2 separate regions of the Homo sapiens genome follow, and region 1 is linked to region 2. Evidence: chromatin loops called from intact Hi-C (ENCODE). Cell type or tissue: endothelial cell of umbilical vein. All regions are shown on one strand. Links, peaks and the distances in the headings refer to the core of each region. The heading gives the core; the rest is flanking DNA. Region 1 has its middle 14 kb from the start of SGO1-AS1. Region 2 overlaps EFHB (EF-hand domain family member B).

The links. A loop is a pair of places that touch in the nucleus more often than their neighbours do. Peaks named below come from ENCODE experiments on the same cell type or tissue, not always from the same donor. Only the 100,000 strongest peaks of a DNase experiment are listed, where the experiment ranks them.
Region 1: a loop joins it to region 2, with 3 times the contacts of the local background. A loop is called at or near these places in 7 of 110 quality-filtered maps.

The regions. Positions count from the first base shown.
Region 1 is chr3:20,155,663-20,163,981 of GRCh38, reverse strand. It overlaps a transcript of SGO1 not described here. Among named protein-coding and RNA genes, the nearest start is that of SGO1-AS1, 14 kb to the left of the region's middle. In endothelial cell of umbilical vein, for the core only: no CTCF peak of the experiment used is centred there; a DNase peak (open chromatin) is centred at 3,351.
Region 2 is chr3:19,882,113-19,890,455 of GRCh38, reverse strand. It overlaps EFHB (EF-hand domain family member B), which reads left to right. Exons shown (of 13, transcript NM_144715.4): 10 at 1,805-2,012; 11 at 5,841-6,053; 12 at 7,725-7,906. Among named protein-coding and RNA genes, the nearest start is that of EFHB, 48 kb to the left of the region's middle. RefSeq lists an enhancer at 3,229-3,398. In endothelial cell of umbilical vein, for the core only: a CTCF peak has its summit at 4,865 (motif pointing left); DNase peaks (open chromatin) are centred at 1,075 and 4,855; H3K27ac peaks cover 1,237 bases.

The sequences.
Region 1 (8,319 bases), core at 1-8,000, 270 kb before region 2:
TTGTGCTAGGACTTTTGTTTTTAGAAACGTTTTAAATTACGAATTCATTTTTAAAGTTGATGTAGAGATGTTTTAAGTTTTCTGTTTCTTTAGACAGTTTTGCTAATTTGTGTTATACAAGGACTTTGTTCATCTAAGTTATCAAATTGTTAGACATGTTATTCATAATATTCCCTTGTACTTTTTGTCTTACATGTAAGAGCTGTAGTTATCCTCCTCTCTTTTCATTCCTGATATTGATAACCTTTTTCCCGTTTGCCCCAAGAATATTCACTGGCAGCACTTGCAGCTGCAGCGTTTACCCAAAGATAACTTTGCCACAAAATAATCTCGCTCTTATTATTTTTCCAACACTCTAGTATATTGACTTCGGAAACAAAAGATATTCTATTTATAGCATTCTGTTATAGTAGTACTATATTTCCATTTAGAAAATGTAGTAATTCTCAAAACCTGAAAATGTCAAATCCTAGAAAATATAGCAATCCTACGTGTGATGTTAATATCATTCTTGAACAGTTGTTGGTCAAAGATTCATTTGATGAACCCAGTTTTTCCAAAATAGATGATTCTGATGATTCAGACAATTCCAATGTTAGTTCTGTTAGAACTAACTCCAAGAAAAGTTTTTATATTTTATTTTCACATTGAAAATCAGTCAGGTTTGCTTCAGCCTCAAAGAGCATGTTTATGTAAAATTAAACGAGTGCTGGCAACAGGCTGTGCTTTTTTTTTCCAAACAGGAAAAGGGATTATTTGTGCTTTCTTCTTGATCAGTCTAAATAGAAGTTTATGACTTTCAAAGAACCAGTTTTTAGTTTCAGTGATTTCTCTCTTTTTTATTCATTCTCTATTTCATTGATTCCTACTCTTTGACATTCTTCCGTCTACTTTGGATTTAATTTGCCCTTTCCTAACTTCTTAAGGTACTATGAATTAAGACTTCTCTTATTTTAATGTATTTTTAATGCTGTAAGTTTTCCTTTAAGCACTCTATTAGCTGCACCCTACAGATTTTTATATGTTGTCATTTAGTCTAAAGTATTTTCTGATTTCTCTTGTGAGTTTTAGTCTTTTCTTCCCTCTGGGCTTCATTTTGGATAGTTTCTTCTGCTTTGTTAAATCGTCTATTAATCCTATCCAGTGTATTTTTTCTGTCATGATATTGTATTTTTTTTTTTACCTCTAGAAATTCCATTTGGTTCTTTATTTTATATATATATTTTATTTGTCTCTTTATTGTGTTCATGTTTTATATTCTAGAGCATATTTATAATGTTCAGAATAACTATTTTAACACCCCTATCTGCCGATTCCATTATCTCTGTCATTTCTGGATCAACTTTTATTGGCCTATTTTTCTTTTAGTCGATTATTATACTTTCCTGCCTTGTATATCTTGTAACTTTTTAAATTGGATACTGTATATTGGGAATTTTACATTTGTATAAGCTATATCTTCTTGTATTCTTTTAAAGAGTTAACTTCGTTTTGTCAGGCAATTAAGTTTGTTAGAGATCAGCTTGATCTTTATTAGGCTTGCTTTTAAGTTTTTTGGGGCAGATCTTTGGGAGCTTTTACTCTATGCTCGTTTACCCCCAGTACGAAGATGTGAAGCATCTGGGGTTTTCACTGAATGTCTCATTTATTCAACAAGGTCTATCCATTCTGGCTGCTGGTTGCCCAAGCCTGTTCAAAGTATTACTTTTGAGTGTTGTTTGGCTCACAACTCCCTGTAATTGTTCTTCACTCTGTAGTTCTTTCCATAGTTACATGAAGTTTCATCCTACACATGCATGGATTAGTATTCAGTCAACATTCAGGAGACAGAATTCTGGAGCTCTTTCTCTGCATAGCTCTTTCCCGTCTATTACTCTGCTAGCAAATTCTACATCTGCGGCCTCTCCAAACTTCAGTCTGTCTCTTCAACTCAATGATATTACTGGACTCTGGATTCTCACTCCTTGTCCCACAATTCTGAAACTACGTTGGGAAGAAATATAGGAAGAACATGGGGCTCACTGCTTATTTTCCTTCTCTCTGGAATTATAATCTTATACTAGCTATTGCACAATTTCTGAAAACAGTTGATTAATATTTTCCATCTTTTTTGCTTGTAGTGGCTGAACAAGTCCCATAGTAGAGGACTTTATAGGCAGAAGTGGAAGTCAATAATTTATCCTGCTTGGGATTCACTATGCTTATAAATATTCATGCTTTTTATTATGAAAAATTATTGGCTTGTTGAATATTGCCTTTTTCCCATTCTCTCCTTATGCAATATCTCGTAATTGTTGGGCTTTGATTTAACTAATAATATTCAGGAACAACTGTGCTAGATCTTGTTCTAGGCCCTTGGGATGCCTCAGTGACCAAAACCAATATTCTGCCCTGATGGAATTCACATTGTGTATAACCTGTGTCTCTTAACTCCTTTTTCATATTTTCCATCTTTTTAGCTACATTCTTTCCATATCATTTCGTCAGTTCTATCTTCCAGTTCACTCATTCTATCCTTGGTTATATCATAGCCTATGTAACCTGTCACTTAATGTTTTCTCTATTTTTAGCAATTATAAGCACTCTAATTCTGATATTTGTTGTATCTGCTGACTTTTGATTGTTTGCTCACATATTTTCTAATTTTTTATTGTGAGCTCATCCTTCATGGAACTTATTTTTCCTTCTGAATAAAATCTGTGGACTAGGTTGTAGAAACATCTCTGTAGACTGATTTTGTGTTTGCTTTTACCAGGAGCCCTGGAGGTATCACCTGCCAAAGAAGCAATTTTTATTTTATATTATGTTCGAGAATTTGTTTCGAGATTCCCAGACTGTAGGAAATGTAAACTTGAAACCCACATCTGCTTGAGGTAAAGTCCACGGGCTTCACATCCTTAGAAAACTTTTTTAGTCCATGCATTCACTAATGTATGCAGACCTTTAATAGATTCTAGCTTTATGTGTTGGGGGAGAGATGGAGGGGTGTTGACAGTCTGTTTCACTCAGCCTACATACATAATAAAATCTAAGCCCTTTAATTAGAGATAGCAACTTTCCCAGGGTGACCGAGGAATCAGTACGTGTTGAACCCCTCTTTTAAGTTTCCTTTTGGTTGTGTCACTTGGAGATTGCCTTTTCTTTCTTGTAAGCTCAGCTGTGTCCTCAAATATATTGCATTTTACCCAGCATTTCCAGGTGTTTTCAGGGGTCAAAGTTTTTAAGTTATCTTAGTCTTTGATATTGTGTAAGCGAAATTCTCCAATCCCATCTCCTAGATGATTTTTTTTTAAATCACAAAATGTGATTATGCTTAACAGCTGTTTCCTGTTTCTCTTAAAATAAAATCCATTTCCTATTTCTCTTAAAATAAAATCCATTATTCTTAATATGGCCTGTTATGGCCCTGCACCATCTCACACTACACCCCTCTGCTTCTACAACTCTTGTCATGTTGAATTCTCTCAGTTCTTTGGAGATCTTAGCCTGTATTGTCTCTGCCTGCCTTCTTCCAAATTTTGCCTTAGTCAATGCCTATTCTAATCTTTCAGCTTAAAAAGCCACTTCCTCTCAGAAGCTTTCTCTAAGTTCCTGCTTACCAGATTTTGTCTTCCTTTTTATAATCTCATAGCACTATACTAGTAAAAGCTCCAGAATTTCCCTATAAACAGGGACCTAGGGTGGTGATTTTTTTAATGGAGGAGATATTGGGACAAGGAACCAGGGGAGTACCCTGGAAAAGTATATTAAAGCTACATTTGCTTAAAAAGTATGATTTTTATTTAATTTGTATTTTTGTTGAAGCCACCCTTGGTCCCACCACTGCAGGCTCTACCTTTCATTATAGCACTCAAGATACCTGTAATTAGTATTCAATGTCTGACCTCTCCATGAAAATATAATTGCTACTTTGATCATTTTGTAACTACACACACTCCAAGTTTCAGTAGCCCTCTTGGGCCATTGTTCTAGGCCCTTGGGCCTAGGCCCCTGGCCCAGAAGGCCAGGCTCCTTAGCAGGGTGTTTCATGACTCTTTCCAACCTGATCCCACAACACATCATCAACTCTCACCCTGACCTGAAATTAATCTCTCATCTCTTAATTCACTGATGTGACATTTCTTCTCCAATTGACTTTTCTTTTCCAGTAATAGAATCTTAGCATAAAATCTTTATCATTTTAAACATAGGAGATGCTTAATAAATGTGGAATAGGAATTTGCAGGGAAATGTGAAGGAATAGGAACTATGGTTGGTAGCCTCAATATCCAGATACTTCATGCTGCAACAAACTAGGACCATCATTCTTTAAATGTAGCTGTAGCATTGCATAGCACTGAAGAACACTGACTCTGGATCCAGAATCCCTGCATTTGCCTTTTTGGGAAAATTCCCTCTCTGTATCTCAGTATTTTCATTGAATTTTGTAAGGATTCAATGAGTTAGTACATATAAAATGCTTAGAAGAGTGCTTAACACTTACTAAGTACTCAATAAGTAAATTGTTGTAAGGATTCAGTGAGTTAGTACATATCAAATGCTTAGAAGAGTGCTTAACACTTACTAAGTGCTCGATAAGTGGTAGATTCCTGAGGAAATTACTTGGTTATGGGAATCTATGCAGCATCCACAGATTGACTATCTGCACTAAATTATTTCTGCTCATTCAAACCTACTTAGTACCAGTACAAATAAAACAATAGTCATATTAACAATACTTCAATACTGATTTAGGTGAAAAGCCTTTTTTAAATTTATAGTGTTAAGTTAAAATTTTTATATAGTGTTTTACATTCACTTGAGACCATCTTCACATACATTAAACACATCCTCACTATAGCTTTGAGCAGAAAAGCATGTGTCTATACTCAGGAGGCTGAGGCAGGAGAATGGCGTGGACCCGGGAAGTGGAGCTTGCAGTGAGCCGAGATCGCGCCACTGCACTCCAGTCTGGGCGACAGAGTGAGACTCTGTCAAAAAAAAAAAAGTGTCTGATGAGAAAAGACTCAAGATAATAAATATGGTGTTTCATCATAAAGGGTGTTGGGAAGTAGCATTTGTGCAAGAAGATACATGTAATAAGTAAAACAGAGAGTAATTAAAATTTATTCCAGCTTGGTATTATAGAAAAGGTGGGAAATGTAGCCTGGATCGGGATTGTTAGGTGAGTTCACATACACCTGCATGATCACACTCGAGTGATTTTGATCTTTAGCATCTTGCAAATTGGTATCCAGCATCATAATGGAAAGTTTCATCCTCTCCCTCATCCTGTTCAATATTTTTTTCAATAACATGAATATGAGAAAACATATAATTGACAAATTCGTAATTTATAAATGTAAATCTTAGAAGGAATAGGTAACAGTAAATATTGGAACTGGAATAAAAAATGCCTCACAGGTTAATACAAGGGTAGGGGGAACGTCCTATAAAATTAAGCCCACATCTACTTCTTGACCTAACAATTTCACTATTTGGTATTCACATAAGAGAAATGAAAGCATATGTTTACAAAAAGACCTACAAAAAAAATGTTTATAGCAGGCTTATTGTAAGACCCAAACGTAGAAACTACCCAAATGTCCACTAAACTTGAGAAGATAAACAAATCGTGGAATATTACAATAGTATACTCTTCAGCAATAAAAAGGAATGAACTTCTGATACATATTACAATGTGGATGAGCCAGACCCCAGGAAGTACAAACTGTGACCCCATTTATATGAAATCAAGTAACACAAAACGAATCTATGGTGACAAAAATCAGAAGTGGTTTTCTGGAGACAGGGAAGGAGAATTGACCTGAAAGGGGCACGAGGGAACTTTTCTTAGGTGATAAGAATGTCCTGTCTTTAGGGTCGTGATTATACTGGTGTAGACAATTGCCAAAAGTCATCAAACTTAGCACCTAAGACCTATGCTTTTTAATAGAGACAGGGTCTCACAATGTTTGGCCAGGCTGGTCTCAAACTCCTGGGCTCAAGCGATCCTCCTGCCTTGGCCTCCCAAAGTACTGGGATTATAGGCATGACCCACCACACCTGGCCTGACTGGTGCATTTTCTTGTATGTTAACTATACCTCAATTTTTAAAAATGTTTTTCGTTTTGAGATGGTGTTTCGCTCTTGTTGCCCAGGCTGGAGTGCAATGACGCAATCTCAGCTCACTGCAACCTCCACCTCCCAGTTTCAAGTGATTCTCCTGCCTCAGCCTCCCAAGTAGCTGGGATTACAGGCATGCGCCACCATGCCCGACTAATTTTGTATTTTCAGTAGAGACAGGGTTTCATCATGTTGGTCAGGCTGGTCTCAAACTCCTGACCTCAGGTGATCCACCTGCCTCGGCATCCCAAAGTGCTGGGATTACAGGCATGAGCGACTGTGCCCAGCCTAAAAATGTAGACAGGATCTTGAGTTGTGCACATAGCTACAACTGTACAAGTATGCTTGGGTGTGTTGAGGGATAGGAACAGTGCTGGCACACTAACTTAATAGTACTCTGTGGGAAACTTGAATTAGAGCTTGATCATAAACAGCTGACTTCAACCCAACCTACGGGCTTTCTTATAAAGCTTTGCCTGTCCCACTGATGGGCAGTACTATTGCATAAAAATGCAAATTTCCCATTCACAGATGTTTTTAAGTAGAAACTAGATGTCCATCTGTTAACAGCAGAAGATGGCAGGTTGACAGAGCAAAGATTTTTTTTTTTTTTTTTTTTTTTTTTGAGACAGTCTCGCTGTTACCCAAGCTGGAGTGCAGTGGTACAATCAAGGCTCACATAGCCTTGACCTCCTAGGCTAAGGTAATCCTCCCACCCCTCAACTTCCCAAGTAGCTGGGACCACCACTGTGCACCACCACACTCGGCTAAATGTTTTCTGTTTGTTTTTTTGATTGATAGAGATACGGTCTCACTACGTTGCCCAGGCTAGTGAGAGCAAAGATTCTTAAACTGGGGTTCACCAATGAACTTCAGGAGGGTCCAAGGACCAAGTGAACTGATATGCAGAAAGTGCACACATGTAAACATGTGCATTATTTTCAGAAGGTCCTTAGCCTCCAAGTTCTCCAGGATTTCTTTTAAAGAACTTCAAACCTAGATAAACTGAGACTGGTAACCCTTGGTTCAGCTCATAAAATTTAATACACATACCCAGAGTCATGTCAAATGAAGATCTTTGGACAACAATAGCCTGTGTATACTATGGTGGTCCCATAAGATTATAATACCATATTTTTACTGCACCTTTTCTATGTTTAGATACGTTTAGATACACAAATACTTACCATTGTGTTACAGTTGCCTACAGTATTCAGTACAGTAAAATGCTATACAGGTTTCTAGCCTAAGAGCCATAGGCCATACTATGGAGCTTCAGGACTGTGTAAGTACACTCTAGGATGCTCACACACCAACAAAATCACCTAACATTGCATCTCAGAAGGTATCCCCATCGTTAAGTGGTACATAACTGTATATAAATGTATATACATGTATATAAATACACACACACAAATTACACGTATCATTTCTCATCTTTTTCAACTCCTGATCCTGTGAAAGTTGTCGGACTTCCCAATAAGAAGAGGGAGCAGGAAGCTTGACTTTTAATTTTTCTCTGCTTTGTTGAAATAATACTGCTTTTTAATAAACCCAAAGAAAATCTCTAGCTTTGTCATTGTTAGCTTCCTTTTTCCACAAGTAAAGATGTTCCCATAAATAAATATATAAATATATATATTTGTATATTTATGTATTTATATATATATGAATTTACATATTTATATATAAATACATAAATATATACATAAATACATTAAAGAGGACCTTTCATAATGCTTATGGTTGTTTCCTCACTTCCTTATAGCATCTTTTTTTTACTTTGTTGAAGCTCTTCCTCCAGAGTATACCTGGAAATCTTTCATTTGCTCTTTTTGTCTCTTTAAATTCATTTTCAGCTCTTTACCTGAGACATTAGTAACATTGTTTTCATCCTGTCAATCTTCATCATCACTTATTGATAGCACTGATACACCCAAAGGAGAAAGTAAATACCACTTTAATACCAGCAGCTTTAAGACTCAGAACCATCTATTTCAGTCCCTGCCACCACCTTCCCTGTCCACCCTCCACTACCCCCTACACAGATACCTTTTTTCTGCCAGGAAAAAATGTCTGAATGGTCAAGAATTGTAAACCTATATTTCAACAGATGAAAAAAGTATCAACCTAATTACTACCTCTTAAGTAAGAACTTGCAACCATTTCTGACCTTTGATATTCCAGAATAGCTGATTGCTTTTCTTTGGCATT
Region 2 (8,343 bases), core at 82-8,081:
CTTCCCTACCATCCTCTCCCAGGACTGACTATGATGATGACTTTGGGAACTGTATCCAAACCATAAAAATGTGAGAATCTCACCCCACTGAACAGATGCATCCCTCTTGAAGACCTGGAGCCCTTGGTCCTACTTCTAATCATCTTTCTCCCTAAAGCGGATGAGATCAGGGCTTGGGGGAGGGAGGGATTAAGGGTGCAGAGGGAGAGAATGGCTTTGCACTAGTAAGTAAGAAATATTTACTTTGATTTTGAGTGGCATGGTGGTGGCATGGTAGCTCCATGAAACAAACCACCAGTGTTTTCAGTGCACACAAAGCCCTGCATATTAGGCGGTAATTTATCGTTGACAGCATCTGTTTCAGTTTTGGGGCTCTCTTGATTCAACAGCCACATCCCGCATTGCTTTTCAGCTAGGATGAGTGTGGGTTTGCATTTTTGGTTGTAGTAGAGACTTTTGTTTGTTTTTGAGATGGAATTTCACTCTTGTTGCCCAGTCTGGAGTGCAATGGCGCAGTCTCGGCTCACTGCAACCTCGGCCTCCTGGATTCAAGCGATTCTCCTGCCTCAGCCTCCCGAGTAGCTGGGATTACAGGCATGTGCCACCACGCTGGCTAATTTTGTATTTTCAGTAGAGACGGGATTTCTCCGTGTTGGTCAGGCTCCCAAAGTGCTGGGATTACAGGCATGAGCCACCGTGCCTGGCCTGTAGTAGAGACTTTTATAAAGGAGTCTGCTTTAATCCAGGGCATTTGCAGCTGTATTGTCAAGATCATATATTTTAAGTTCTCATTCTGTTTGAATACAAGGGTTAAGTAGGGAAGTTTTCCAGGGCTGTGGGTCTGACTGCAAGAATTTATAATTCATCGAGTCAGTTTCTCGTTCTCCAGGGGATTGCCTCCATCAGCATTGTAAATCCAGTCCTGGGCAGTAAGAGCTTAAATACTACGCAGTGACTCATTTATGATTCCTCTTGGGAGTTATTTCCTCTCAGGGAAGTCTCTCTGAGGGGGCCAAAGCTCCCTTATAGCAGGAAGAATTCACTGCAGAAACAAACAAGAAAACTGGGACCTTTGCCATCATCTCTGAATGGATTTAAGGTTGGCTTGATAGACTGCAGGAGGGACTGAGTGCTAAGATGTCCCAGCTGTTGACATTCTTCCTTAACGAACATTGTGTGCTCTGCCCCTTCATCTCCCAAGTGAATCAGCCAGTTTCTGCTGAGAGCCCTTATACATTTCCCTCTGTTCATACTCAGTGTAGGTACTTCTGTCTTTAACTGCTGTCTGAAAGGAGGTGAGACTTTTTCCCTCCACCCTCCTCCCCCTACTTACCAGGATGAATCTTAGTGTTACTTGTTTCAATGGGGCTGACCATCAGATTGGTAGCATTTCCCTCTTGCCCATAGGAGTGTTATGAAAACCAGACCACTGTCTTTGAACCCACCTCCGTGAACTTGTCCTGCAACTATCTCCCCAATTTCTCCTTAATAACAGGCAATGAAATGAAGGGCCATTTATTGCCAGGTTAAAACACAGAAGGTATTAAAAACTTTGTAAGGATAAAAATTGTAGAGAGCTGTCAAAAGTACACACCTATTGGTCATATGAAATGTCAAGCCCATATCATGGTAATAATGCTCTACCACGGTCTAACCAGCGTATTTGACTCCTCTTCTGTGAAAATTGAGACAAATTTGAATTTATGTGATGAAGCTATTTCTTTTTTCTTAAACTAAATAATGTTGCCTACTCTGCTCTTGAAGACAACTCCCATTTTATGTTCTTTTGCTTCCTGTATAACAGAAGGGAGATGGGATGATAGATAAAGACGAGCTGCAGGAAGCTTGTGACCAGGCCAACTTGAGTTTAGATGACAAGCTCCTGGACCAGCTATTTGACTACTGTGATGTGGATAATGATGGCTTCATTAACTATCTGGAATTCGCAAATTTTCTTAACTGGAAAGACAAAATGCTTCTTAAAGAGTATGAAGAGAGGGTCATTATTAAAGGTATTTAATTTTTGAAGGTTTGATGAATTATTATTTTTTTAAATTTTAAAATTTATTATTATTATTTTTAATACAGACGAGGTCTCACTATGTTGCCCAGGCTGGTCCTACTTGCCCTTGAACTCCTGGGTTCAAGGGATTCTCTTGCTTTGGCCTCCCAAAGTGCTGGGATTATTGGTGTGAGCCAGCATGCTTAGCCATTTGCTGAATTCTTAAATGGACTTCTGTATTTTAATTTTTCTAAGAGCTCAGCTATATTCAACTTTAATATTATATGAAAAATAAAAATATACATTTATACATGGTTTTTATTTGCTTGTTTATGCATGGAATATCTGTAGTAGTGTAGGAAAGAATCAATAATATTTATTATTTCCAGGAAGAGGCAGTTGGATGGCTGAGGGACAGGGTGGCAATGAGATTCACTTTTTAATCTATATTTTTGTATCTTTTGAGTTTGGAACCATGTATTATTTATTCAAAAAAATTAAAAGCACAAAACTTACACTGAAGCTCAAAATATAAAAGACAGTTTCTCAGAAACCTGTTTAAAAACGATTATCTGAGTAGTTAATTCCCTTTCCCAGGAAACACACAATTTGACATAAAATTAGATTTTAAAAATTTTGTATAAAAAGGAAAAACAGCATAATCTTTACTTTTGATTCAAATGTTATAATGTTTACATCAAGCTTGTCCAACCCTTGGTTCAAGACAGCTTTGAATGCTGCCCAACACAAATTTGTAAACTTTCTTAAAACGCTATGAGATTTTTTTGCGACATTTTGTTTTTAAGCTCATCAGCTGTCCTTAGTGTTAGTGTACTTTATGTGTGGCCCAAGATAAGTCTTCTTCCAGTGAGGTCCAGGGAAGCCAAATGGTTGGATACCTCTGGCCTACATTTTATCTTTCTGTATCATTACATATATAGATATACATATATACATATGTGTATATGTATATATTTTAAGCATGTCTAAAATAACACTGAACATACTATATAAGGCTTTTTAAAATTTAACTTTCGCATTTCTCTTCTTCCTTTTTTTTTTTTTTTTTTTGATAGGGTCTTGCTCTGTTGCCCAGGCTGGAGTGCAGTGGTGTGATCTTGGCTCACTGCAATCTCTACCTGCCGGGTTCAAGTGATTCTCGTGCCTCAGCCTCCAGAGTAGCTGGGATTATGGCAGGTGTGTGCCACCATGCCTGGCTAATTTTTTGTATTTTTAGCAGAGACAGGGTTTCACCATGTTGCCCAGGCTGGTCTCGAACTCCTGGCCTCAAGTGATCCTCCTGTCTTGGCCTCCCAAAGTGCTAGGATGACCGACAAGAGCCAACATGCCCAGCCAGCTTTCATATTTCTAAGGAATGAAGAAATGCTTTTTTGGTTTCTATGAACTACATTTCAGTTCCCTCATGCTGATATATTATGATTTACTAAACCATTTCTTCACTCTATGAAATTTAGGCTGTTTCTAGATATTTTAAAAGTAATATGCACAATGCTATAATGATCATATCTCAAAAAGCTTTTTATTTCTCATTTCTTATGAATGTTATTATTGTCTCAGAAGTAACTCTATTTTCATTTTGCTTTTCTAAATGATTTTACTGATTTGCAATTTTATCAGCTAAGTCTGTGAGGTTTTACTCCAATCTCACTACCATTGAGTGTTATTTCAAACAAAAATTCTTACATTGTTGTACTTTAGTTGGTTTATAATAATACCTCATTTGCCTTGCTTTTTTTTTTTTTTTTTTTTTTTTTTTGAGACAGTGTCTCACTCTGTTTGCCCAGGCTGGAGTGCAGTGGTGCAATCATAGCTCATTGCAGCCTTGAACTCCTGGGCTCAAGTGATTCACCTGCCTCAGCCTCTTGAGTGGCTGTGTTGCCCAGGCTGGTTGTGAACTCCTGGCTTGAGGGATCCTCCCTCCTCAGACTCCCAATATGCTGGGATTACAGGCATGAGCCACTGCATCCAGCCTACCTTAATTTTTGTATCTTAATTATTAGAGGTTCAGCTTTTTAAAAAGATATTTACATTTTTATTTTCTCTCGGGATGTCTCTCTTCTAAAAAGTGGAGATACTACTATTTTCACTTTTATTCTTGGGTCATGCCTTTCTGTGAAGTCAAAACCAAATTTTGGTCTCTCTTGATGATGCGAGCCCTTATGGGTTAGCCTTTCTATTCTATCCACTAGGAAAGCATCAGAATCTTCCCTACCTAATGAAGCTTTTTATAGAAAACAGCTCTACTCCAACCCTTTCATAAACAGGGGTGACAGAGCTTCCTTCTTGGCACAACTCATGAAGTAGTGGTAGAAAGCAAAAGCTTATTTCAGACCAGATAATTCTTCAAATTGTTTCTGGTTTTTGGATGCTGATTTCTTCAGCCATTTTAAATGGAGTTTTTAAGGATTTTCATCTTCTATGATTTTAGGGTAGAAACTGTCAAGTTTGTAGTCAGTAGGTCTAGAGGGGGCCCAGGAATGTTCTGCCAAAATTTTTCTGATACCAAATTCTATCTTACTGTTGACTTTTGGAGAAAAGTGGGTAAGTAATCTTCCAATTTTTTGAGAAATTCTTTTTCAAACTTTGTCCAGATTTCTACTTTTGGTGAGGTGGAGGGTTAGAGGATCTGGAACAGTGGGCCTGAGAATTTTCAGAGCAGCAATTGGCAGGAACTGAGTGTGGGGAGAGGTGGGGTTGCGGGGAGGAATGCGTTCTTCAGAGACGTAAGTCTTTTCTAGTTTGCCACGGTATCCACCCTTCTCTAATACCAGCAGGTCACTTGCCTTTGCAACCCTTACTTGGGCTCCCCCAGAACCTTTAGAATTTTTCTAAAGATGGGAACACCACAGCGCTCTCTAGTGGTATATATGTAGTAACCAGATCTGAAAAAGATTGCAGGAATTTATTCCTAAATTTCAGAATTGGCTCAGCAAAGCAATCTGCAAAAGAGGACAGTCTTACAACTTCAGTTCTATCTCAGGGTTTTCTTTTGTACACTGACTTGTCAGGAGTTAGTTGTAGAAACAGTTCTTGAGCTCACAGTGAGTTCTTATCATCTCTCTTGATGTTGTAGTGCATGCTCCCCCCAGTCAAGTAGATGTGGAATTTTCCACTACAAGCATGTCTTGTCTTATTTCTCCCTAGTGCATAGTGCTAGGAAAAACTCTGTAGTTCAAGTTAAATATTAAAATACGCTTTTTTTTTTTTTTTGAGACGAAGTCTCACTGTTTTCCTCCAGGCTGGAGTGCAATGGCGCGATCTCGGCTCACTGCAACCATTGCCTCCCTGATTCAAGTGATTCTCCTGTCTCAGCCTCCTGAGTAGCTGGGGTTACAGGCGCCTGCCACCATGCCTGACTAACTTTTATATTTTTAATAGAGACGGGGTTTCATCATGTTGGCCAGGCTGGTCTCGAACTCCTGACCTCAGGTGATCTGTCCACCTCAGCCTCCCAAAGTGCTGGGATTACAGGCGTGAGCCACCGTGCCTGGCCGCTCTATTTTTTTTTTTTTTTTTTAAGAAAAGAAATGAATGGATTCTGTGTTTACATTTGGTCTCTCATATTTCAAAGCTTTATTCTAGAATAAAGTGAGTGGAGTAGCAGAAGAAAACATTAGGCCATGTTCAGATTTCCTGGCATATGACATTGGCCTGAACTTACTCTTCCACAGTTGGGTGTTGGGTCAGTGGAGGGGTCATGCCAGCTGTTTCCATTAGCAAGAAGAGACTAGATGGGAAAACTTATCCTGTTACAGAGCAGCAAGCACTAAGTAGTAATGTATTCCTGCATTTTTTCTTTCATTTATTTTCCTTAAAGGTAGAAAACCAGATTGTGTAAACCCTACTGAGGCTAATGTTGAAGAACCTGAACAAACTCTCCTCATAAAGCCAGAAGATATTGTCTTAAAAGAAGCAGGAAGCACAGAAAAGACTCTCCGGACACTTCTGAGACCAAGTGATAAAGTTTCCAACTACTATAAGACAACTTCTTCTGAGATCAATGCAATTGTAGGAGCCATTCCTTCTACTTGTATGTCACTTATTTGTCAAGTTTTAAAAGCATCAACAAACTGTCCTCTGTCTGTCCTTGCATTGTCCCCTGCCTTTCTCCGTTAGATTAAGTTTCCCAAAGCTTTGTACCTTGCATTTAATTCATATTCTAACCACCTGGGGAGGAGAGGCCCACATATAAATGTTGATTGAACGGAATTGCCAATGATGACCAAAGTAAAATGATTCTTTATATATTAATGAAATGGAAACCATTATAGATCAGAACATTGAATGTTATACATTGTAGTAATTCAGACTCCACCAAGTATTAATATTAGACGATTTTAAAACCATATGATTCTTAGCTCCATACATATCTGCCTTCAAATATTTAAAGAGCTTTTACATAACATTTCTCTGCATATTCATTCCCCATGTGTTAGTTTGCTGGGGCTGCTGTATCAAAGTACCACAAACTGGTGTCTTAATAGAATTTTATTGTCTCACAGTTCTGGAGGCTTGACGTGCAAGGTGTCAGCAGGATTGGTTCCTCTGGTGGATTGTAAAGGAGAATCTGTCCATGCCTCTTCCCTAGTTTCTGATGATTTGCTGGCAGTCTTTGGCACCACTTGGCTTCTTCAGCATCACCCTGATCTCTGCCTTCATCTTCACGTGGTGTTCTCCCCATTTTCATGTCTGTGTCCAAATTTCTCCATTTTACAAGAACTCTAGCCATATTAGGTTAGGGGCCCACCATACTCCAGTATGACCTTATCTTAATTAATTATACCTGAAAAGACCTTATTTCCAAATAGGGTCACACTCTGAGTTAGTGGAGGTTAGGACTTCACCATCTAAATTTTGGGAGGAGACAATTCAACCTATAACATCCATATATCAATATGAAGCATGATGAATATTGGTGATATAGAAAAACTATTTTATGTTGATCAAGATCACATCCTTGGAATAAGGACATGATTGAGGATTTACATATTTTTCTCAACTGGATTTTTATAGACATGCTATACATTCTAGAGTAATGAAATCTTGTTACTCTCGTTAGACTGTGTTGTCCAATAGAAATAAAATTGAAGTCATCTATGTATTTACAAACTTTTTAGCATTAAAGAAAACCAGGCTGGGCATGGTGGCTCATGCCCATAATCCCAGAATCTTGGGAGGCCAAGGTGGGAGGATCAATTGAGGTGAGGAGTTCAAGACCAGCCTGGGCAACATAGTGAGACCCTGTCTCTGCAAAAAATACAAAAATTAGCTGGGCATGATGGCAAACGCCTGTAGTCTCAGCAACCTGGGAGGCTGAGGTGGGAGGATCACTTGAGTCCAGGAGTTCAAGGCTGCAGTGAGCTGTGATCATGCCACTGCATTCTAGCCTGGGTGACAGAGTGAGACCCTGTCTCAAAAAAGAAAAAGAAAAAGAAAAAAAAGTCATGTTAAAAAAAGAAACAGGTGAAATTAATTTTAATACGATATATATTCAAAATATTATCATTTCAATAACTAATCAATATAACAATTATTAAATATTTTCCTTTTTTTACTAAAATGTTTGAATTTTACATTTGGAATACACCAAAATTCTTCCTAGCTACATTTTAAGTGCTCAGTATGCACATGTGACTGGTGGCTACTGTGTTACACAGCTTTGTTTTAGAATGTCTGTTTTCTTCCCTCATCAATGACCTAGGTTACCCCATTTGTGGTGTTCCAACCATTCGATCTGACATTCCTGCTCCCCGAATTCGTCGCATCAGTGACAGAACTAATTATGGTGAAGAAGGTAGTGCATATTCACTACTATATCCTACCATTTTTGCCCGGAAAGGAGTGTTTGAAAGAGACTTCTTCAAGACCAGATCAAAAGAAGAGGTATAGCATATAAGCATACAAAAATGGAAATGTTTTCTCTATCAACAACTACTATTTTAGAATTTTAAAAACTTGAATTTTTATATTTACAAAAGTCTACAGGATCCCCAAGTATAGGATTCTTGATGAATAATCCTCAACTTGGTTGTGACATCTGGTACAATTCTTGAGGTAGAATTTATGCTGTGACAGAAAGAGCAAATTCATATTTTACATTCAATATGGTCCACGTAAAGAAGAAAAATATTTTTCTAAAACATTTAATACTATTCTAGTTGAGAAAAGGAACAGGATCAACCCCTTCCTTATGTAAGCATCCTGATGGCCTTGGGCCTCTAGAACTAAGAGTGGGCATGAGGATGGTCACTTTGCTACCCTTCTTGTCCACTGGTATCATATGTCTCAGATTATCTGTGACAAGCATTGATTTAAAATAT